Linked DNA regions of Mus musculus: regions 2 and 3 are each linked to region 1. Evidence: chromatin loops called from intact Hi-C (ENCODE). Cell type or tissue: heart. All regions are shown on one strand.

Region 1 (2,500 bases):
GTACTTGTGTAGTTGGAAAACTTATGGGAATATCATCAAACTAATAAAACCAAAAAGGTAATTATAAATCTCACAGAACTCCCATGTCCCCAAGGATATAAGCGATTGAATACAGGAACATGTTCAAAATTAATTTAGATAAATTCTTACAGAATGAATGCATTATAAGTTATTGGAAGATCTAGAGATGGTGTGTGGAATGTAATTATTGTTCTGAGGTGAAGTATAGGAAACCAAGAATTTCCTGTTAGCATATTATAATGACCTTGCAAATTTAACTTACAAAACTGCTTGCTAAATTCCTACCACAGAATTAGAATCTCTAGAGATGTACCCAGGCTTCTTTTAAAGCGTCCTAATGCTTCTAAAAGTGCATGGGGTTTCAGAAACAGTCAGGTAATAGATTTCTATTCCTTTTAACTTATTTATTTATTTATAAACGCAGTTGTTTTCGTTTCTGCTGCGTTGTGCCAGGTGTCACAGACTTCCCCTGTGGGACCATTCCTTCCTATTTCGCTAAAGAAAATGCTTGGCTATAATAAATGTTATATAACAATAATAGTCGTGGTAAAGTTCTTTGAGCCAGCTCTCTTTAGATCAAATTCCCCCGTAGCAGAAATTCCTGGGCCTTGACAACTATACAAGTAGAAGCAAGGGCACAGCAGGAAGAAATGAAGTCACTGAGCAGCAGCTCCAGGAAGCAAGCTGGCTCTGAACCCTAGCTATCATGAGTACTCCAACCCCGCTCCCCCTGCCCCTCCTCCCCACTCCAGTCACGAGGATTTACAAAATCTCCAAATATCAAGAAGCTGTCCTGCATCTCCTAAAGCTGCCAACAGGACTCCCTGGCTCTGTGCAGTGGCATCTCCAGACAGGATCCTTTGCTTTCACATCCCAGAGCCTGAAGATCAGCCTGCACCCCTGCGAAGTCTGGCTGTGGCTAGGGCTGGGACCCAGCTTCACTTCAACATCTAACTGCAGTGAGCCGCCAAGGCCTTGTCACGCATGCGCGCGAGGGGGCGGGCATCCCAGCAGAGGAGGCGGGACTGGTTCTTGAAGTAGGTTTCGTATTGGCTGTCTCCGACAGGACCCGCCTCCGAGCGGTGGAGGCGGTGCGTGGGACACGTCAGGCACGGGAGCAGGCTGTGCCTGTGGCAGAAGTGAGGTAAGCCATGCGGCGTGGCTGACCGTCCACCGGCGGCAGCCGGGTGGGCAGTTGCCGCATCGGGTCCGGCTGCAGCCGCGGTCACGGGGGCGAGGGCGACCGAAGCTGGACCACTTGGGCTGGGGTGCAGGCCCGCGGCGGAGCATGTGGCGGCAAGGCCGTGGCGTCGCGTGAGGCGGGCAGGGCATTTGACCTGCTGCCCCTATTGCTGGTCCAGCGAAGCGTCCGGCTCCCGGAGGATCTGGCCTCAAGCGGTTCCCTGGTGTAAGGCTCCAGGACCCGCTGGCAGTGGAGGGGCTTGGCAGCCGGAGAGGCTGGCACGATCTGTCTAGCTTACCTGCCTCAGGTTGCGGTTGTCACCCCTCCTTAACCCGGTCGCTGGTTCGGGGCAGCGCCAGAGATCCTGGTGTCCTCTTGTCTGGCCTGGGGTGACTGTCTGAGTTCCCCGGGACTCAGACGCAGTTTTTGTCCACTTTAATGCAAAGGCTCTTGGGTGAGCAGAGCCTGTTTTCTGACTCAGGTCTCTGGCTCTGAAGAGTTTTTCTGTGGGGCTTCAGCGGTTGCAGGCGCCTGCGGTTGTGTAGGACTTAATCCCAGTTTGTTTCAGCCATGGTGCCTTGACCCCTTGTTTGTAGTTTTGGATCCAGTGAAATCATACCGTCATTGACTCATTCATTGCAAACTTTTAAAATGAGTTCCTTGGTGGATAGATAGTACCTGCCTTTGCTTGCATTTAATATGCCAGTGCTAGTGTCTGAGTTGACAAGATTTGAGATGGATTTTTTTTTTTTTTGTGGTTCATTTTTAGGATCTAGATTTAGATGCAAAAGATGAAGCTCTCTTGGACCTTATTCCAAGGGTTTTTTTTTTTTTTTTTTTTTTTTTTTTGTTGCTTTGGTTTATTTATTTATTTATTTATTTAATTTTGTTTTTTGCTTTTCCCTCTCCTTCTAATAAACCCTAAAGCCCATTGGCCCTGAGGGGTGATCCTAGTGCTTCCTATGGAAAAGTAAAGGGATGTGATTACAAGTATTCTGTAATTTTGGAATGTTCAAATTTTACAAAATTTACAAATGTTCAAGATTTACTGAACGGTGTTAGCAGTTGGGAACCAACTAAGTAAAAAACACATGATGTCATTTATGATTGTGTATTTTATGCTCCAGTGACAAGTGTTTCTGTTCACAAACACTTGACTAGCAAGCGAGTGAGTGCATGGTTACAATTTTGATTGACATCCAGTTTCTGCAAAGAAAGTACCATGACTCATCTAAATTTTGAAGTGTAATAATCATGAAGTTTTTTGTTATATATAAAAATACTCCATAGAGATAA
Region 2 (2,500 bases), 200 kb after region 1:
TACTTCAAAATGCAAATTACATACAGTAAAGCAAAGCTACTGATTACTGATTTTAGTGTTATTTTCCGTAGCAACTATTGCTAAGTCCAAAGAATATCAAGTAAAGCTTTTGTCATGTCACAAGCTTGTCACTAGAAGATTTGAAACTTTGTCTTAGAGATATAGTTGGAATAACAGTTTTTAAAAATTTAAATTTTGTATTGCTGTACATGTGTGCATGTGTGTGTTAGATGTGCACGCAGCCATGGAGGCCAGGAGAATATGTTGGAATGCCCAGAGCTAGAGTCATAAACAGTGGTGAGCTGCCCAGCATGGCGCTGGGATCCAGACTCAGGTCCTCTGGAAGGGAAACAATTGCTCTTGACTCCTGAGCCATCTCTCCAGCCTCTAAAACCACAAAGAAAAGTAAAAATCCTATAAGCAAAATATTTAACTGTAAACCACAATAGTTGAACACATTGAATATGTCAGTGTTGATATCTTACTTTACTATGTGATGTGGTGTTTTATTCATTTTCTATAATAATTGCTTATGCTGATGTTCCTATTGTATTGCTCTCAGTTCATTAAATGGAACCAAGATCATATCAAATAAAATGAATTTACCATTCAGTTAGTATAGGACAAGTAAGTGTGTGTGTGTGTGTGTGTGTGTGTTGTGGGGATGGGTGGTGGCTGAGGCAGGGTCTCTCTATGGCTGTCCTAGAACTTACTATGTAGACTAGACTGGCCTTGAACACACGGAGATTCACCTGCCTCTGTCTCTCAGCTGCTGGGATTAAAGTTGTACACCACCATACCTGCTGTTTCATGAAGGTACCTTTACAATTTTATTTAAATTGTCTTTTGATATTGAAGAGTGATTGATTAAGTCTACGGTAATTTATATTTTACATTTATATTTTACATGTCTTATTTTTACTCTCTCTAACATGTCTTTACTTACTTCAGATAAGGCCAGAGATGCCTGTTCCTGGTGAGCTGGATGAAGAGGAATCTGTGGACCTTTCCATTCCTGGCGCGTGCTTTCTCAGACTGCTGACCATCACTGCCCCTTCGGTTTTACCAGGTGACTCCTACTTGACAACCACAGGGCTGGACTTTTCCAGTGGTTTTGCCTGTGTGGGAAATTGTGAGAATTTTTTGTTTGTTTGGTGTGCACATGCTGTTGTTTACTCTCATATAGATACTTTCTAGATGAATGCTAAGTGTACCTTTGTGTTCTAGAGGGGCAGTCTTAGGTAATATGATGTTTTAACCATCATAAAACTATTAGATGACAGTAACATTTAACTGAACATAGTTGTTCTCAATGAAAACTAGATTTCATTTCAAAGGCTGGTTATTGTATAAAACAGATTTACTGTGGAACTCCAGGCCACTTCTTTAATTAATGTCTCTTTGTTATAAGCTAAGTGAAAAATGTCAACTTTTAAGAGATCTACTTGTAGTTTTATCATTATGAATTTAATTTTGTTTTAAAATTAAATTTATTCATTCATTCTCTTGCAACCCAATATCAGCTTTTCCTCTCCTCTCAGTACCCCCTCTTTTCCCTTTTGAGGAGAAGCCCCCCTCTGAGTGTTAAACACCCCCCCAGCCCTCCTCAGCACATCATGTTGCTGCAGAGGACTAGGCTCAACCTCTCCCTAAGGCCAGACTAGGCTGTCCATATAGGGGCATGGGATTCACAGGAAGGTAGCAGGCAGGTAACAGGCTCAGGGGCACTCCCTGCTCCAGTTGTTTGGAGGACCTGCATGAAGACCAACCTGCTCATTGCTACATATGTTCAGAGGGCCTAGGTCCAGCTCAGACCTGGTCTTTGATTGGTGGTTAAATCTCTGGGAGCCCCAAAGGGTTTAGGTTAGTTGTCTCTGTTGGTCTTCCTATGGAGTCCCTGTCCTTTTCAGGTTTCTCAATGTTTCTCCCAGCTCTTCCATAAGACGACCCGAGCTCCATCTAATGTTTGGCATGAGTGTGTGCATCTCTGCCCGTTGACTGCTGAGTTCAATGAGCCTCTCAAAGGACAGTTATGCTAGGCCCCTGTCTATTCTTTTGTTTAAATATTTTATTTTATTATTGTATGTGTTTGGGTGTTTTGCTTGCCTGTATCTCTGTGTGCCACATGAATAGCTGGTGCTTGGGGAAGTATTACAGACAATTTTGAGCTGCCACATGAGTGTAGGGAATAGAACTTAGGTCCTCTGCAAGAACAAGAACTCTTACCTGCTGAGGCATCTCTCCAGAACAATTTGTTCTTTCTATAAAGTATACGAATCACAGTATTAAAGTTCCAGAGCTATAAATAAATGGCTACATTATTTGTACAATATACAAATGTAAATTAGTTAATATAAGCAATAGAAGAATGTGTGTGCACTGATGCACACAGGTGTGGTGTGCTGATGAGGCAGAAGCAGATGGTCATGATTTACAGGACAGGGATAGATTTTTGCCAGGCATGGTGTATTTGAGGCTCAACTGGTATATGTAGTGAGAT
Region 3 (2,500 bases), 460 kb after region 1:
GTAAAGTCACCACTTTGAATGCTAGTTAAAATGGTAGAAGGGAAGTTAGTAAAAACAACTATGGCTATAATCATTAGTCAGTTGACACACACAGTATAAACAGAAGTAAAATATGATGTCAAGAGCATAGTTTAGGGCTTGATGCGAAAGCAGGGCCTCGTTAAAGGCAATTGAAATTAAGCATCTGTTACATGAAGTGAGCATATCCTAACTATTAGATATTTTATGTAAGCCTTGGGCTAACCAGGAAGAAAGATAAATCAGTAAGAGAGATACAAGGAGAAAGGAAAATACCACAAAGCCTCACTAGGAAGATTGTCACCAACCACAAAGGAAGCCCGCACTGTTAAAAGAAAGAATTACTAAATCCATTAACTGAACTTCAATAGCTGGTATCTCTAAAAATTGGCTATTTGAAGAATTATTTAAAATTTAAGAATTTCAATCCACTGATGTAAAAAATGTAATATGCACTTGAAATGCTTTTTTAAAAAAATAATGAGAATGTATTCACATGACAATGTAATGAACACCTGTGTACCAGCCATTCTGTCTAAAAATAAATAATTTATTGTTAAAAAGGGGGGGAATTAAAAGAATGCAAAACGAGATATGCCAATTTTCTGCTACTCTTACACAACGGATTATTTTACTTAGCATTAAAAGTAAAATCATAAAATTTGCGTGTATACTGATGGGGCTAAAGAAAAGTTATTTAAAGTGAGGTAACTCAGGCAGAAAGACAAATATATACTTGTATGTAGATATTAGCTGTTAAAATAATATTAACCAAGCTATTATAACCAGTAGAACTGCAAGAATAGGTATGCAGCAAGGGATTGGGGAAACATAGATCTCCTTGGAAAGGGGAATAGAATAGAGAGCTATGGATGAATGGTGAATGGTGGTGTGTGTGTGTGTGTGTGTGTGTGTGTGTGTGTGTGTGTAGAATGGAAGGATCAAGTTGGGGAAGGGTAAATAGGGGAATGAGTGACGGGAGATGGGGAGAAGACAGCTAAATTAAGGCCCATTTGATAGTATGGGGGCAATATAGTAGAAGCTTCCTAAAATATTTACATATATGAAGGCAACCTAAATGAAATCGCCAAATAATGGGGGAAACGGGGCCCCAAATGGACATCTCCACCCATATGTGCTAGCATCTTTGGTACAGGAAAGTATTATGTATGCGCAAAGGAAAACAGTAAAACACCAACCCAGCTACAACTCCTTTGATCTATGGTGTCCGCCAGCAAGCTCTGTTAGTACAATGGTGGCACGGAGCTTGTGAGAGTAACCAACCAGTATCTGATTTGACTTATGGACTGACACTCAAGCAAGCTCTGGCTCCTAGGACGTAGGCTCAGTCAGGTGACGCGCAGTCAGCAGGGGGCGCGCTCCCATTCACTGCTCAAGGATGCAAACCCAACGATTCCTTTCACTTTCGGATCTTCACGTCACTCTGACTGGGCATTCAACTCCACCCCCAAAATATTCCTCGAGACACAAATTCAAAACTGTGTAGAGCAGTTTTTTGTTTTTGTTTTTTTGTTTTATTAAGAACTTTTGCTTTTCATTCTTCATAGAGACAGAAAACTAAAACTACAAAGAGAAGAGAAACACCTGCCACCTGCGGGACAAGCAGAGAGTGGAGGCAGGAGAATTACTGTGGCTTTGGCTGGATTCTGAAATGGATTCTGCGAAGCTGGAGGGGCTCAAATGGGAGGGATAGCAGCCCTGCAGTGCGGCTCCCAGCTGCTCCTGTGACAGAGGAAGTTTGACCTTTTCCAGGACTTGTCCCAAAGGTCTACGGAATTTCTCTTTTGGACAAGAACGGACGGCAATGCTCCATCAATAAGCACTGTTCTGGAGGTCTGAAAAACTCAGTAGAAGGCACGTTGACTGCCACAAGATCATCCTATGTGCCTTGATTGGCCTTGAACGCTATAGTCTCTCCCGGGCGCTGGGAATAAGGCATGTGCTGGCATAGCCTGCCTGGGTTTCTGTTACCAATTACTTTAAGTCTGAGTGTATATGGTTATTAAGTTATTTCTCTTGACAGTCTTCTTTATCAATGGTTGCTGTTATATAGCGTGCATAATAGTATTTCTCTGCTTAATATGCTGTTTTGTTCTTTATTCTGTGAGGAAGATTCTTTCTTATTTTTTTTTTTCATCCATTTGACCATATATCTTACTCCTTGATTTATCTTAAAATTCGCCAGGTGCAATTAGTACTATTGAATGATTAACTAAAGCTCTCCACTGCACACCAGTTCTAAAGTCACAGTGTTAAAACACGGTGTCTTAGTTCAGGTTACCATTGCTATGATGAAACACTGTGACCAAAACGAACTTGGGGAGGAAAGGCTTTATCTGGCTACTGCATCCTGAATCTGTTGAGGGGAGCGAAGGCAGGAACTCAGAGAAGCAGGAATCTGGAGGCAGAGACTAATGCAGTCCACGGTGGAGCGTTCCTTTCTGACTTGATCCTCACAACC

What was found. Peaks named below come from ENCODE experiments on the same cell type or tissue, not always from the same donor. Only the 100,000 strongest peaks of a DNase experiment are listed, where the experiment ranks them.
Region 2: a loop joins it to region 1, with 2.8 times the contacts of the local background. A loop is called at or near these places in 2 of 42 quality-filtered maps.
Region 3: it touches region 1 in a loop (3-fold over the local background); 2 of 42 quality-filtered maps call a loop at or near these places.

The regions. Positions count from the first base shown.
Region 1 is chr4:88,093,511-88,096,010 of GRCm38, forward strand. Focad (focadhesin) reads left to right here and starts at 1,120. Exons shown (of 44, transcript NM_001081184.1): 1 at 1,120-1,165. In heart, a CTCF peak has its summit at 1,189; a DNase peak (open chromatin) is centred at 1,051; H3K4me3 peaks cover 1,606 bases; H3K27ac peaks cover 1,443 bases.
Region 2 is chr4:88,296,033-88,298,532 of GRCm38, forward strand. It overlaps Focad (focadhesin), which reads left to right. Exons shown (of 44, transcript NM_001081184.1): 19 at 952-1,069. Among named protein-coding and RNA genes, the nearest start is that of Hacd4, 140 kb to the right of the region's middle. In heart, no CTCF peak of the experiment used is centred here; no DNase peak of the experiment used is centred here.
Region 3 is chr4:88,548,976-88,551,475 of GRCm38, forward strand. No RefSeq gene overlaps it. Among named protein-coding and RNA genes, the nearest start is that of Ifna15, 8.0 kb to the right of the region's middle. In heart, a CTCF peak has its summit at 1,392 (motif pointing right); a DNase peak (open chromatin) is centred at 1,396; H3K4me3 peaks cover 736 bases; H3K27ac peaks cover 302 bases.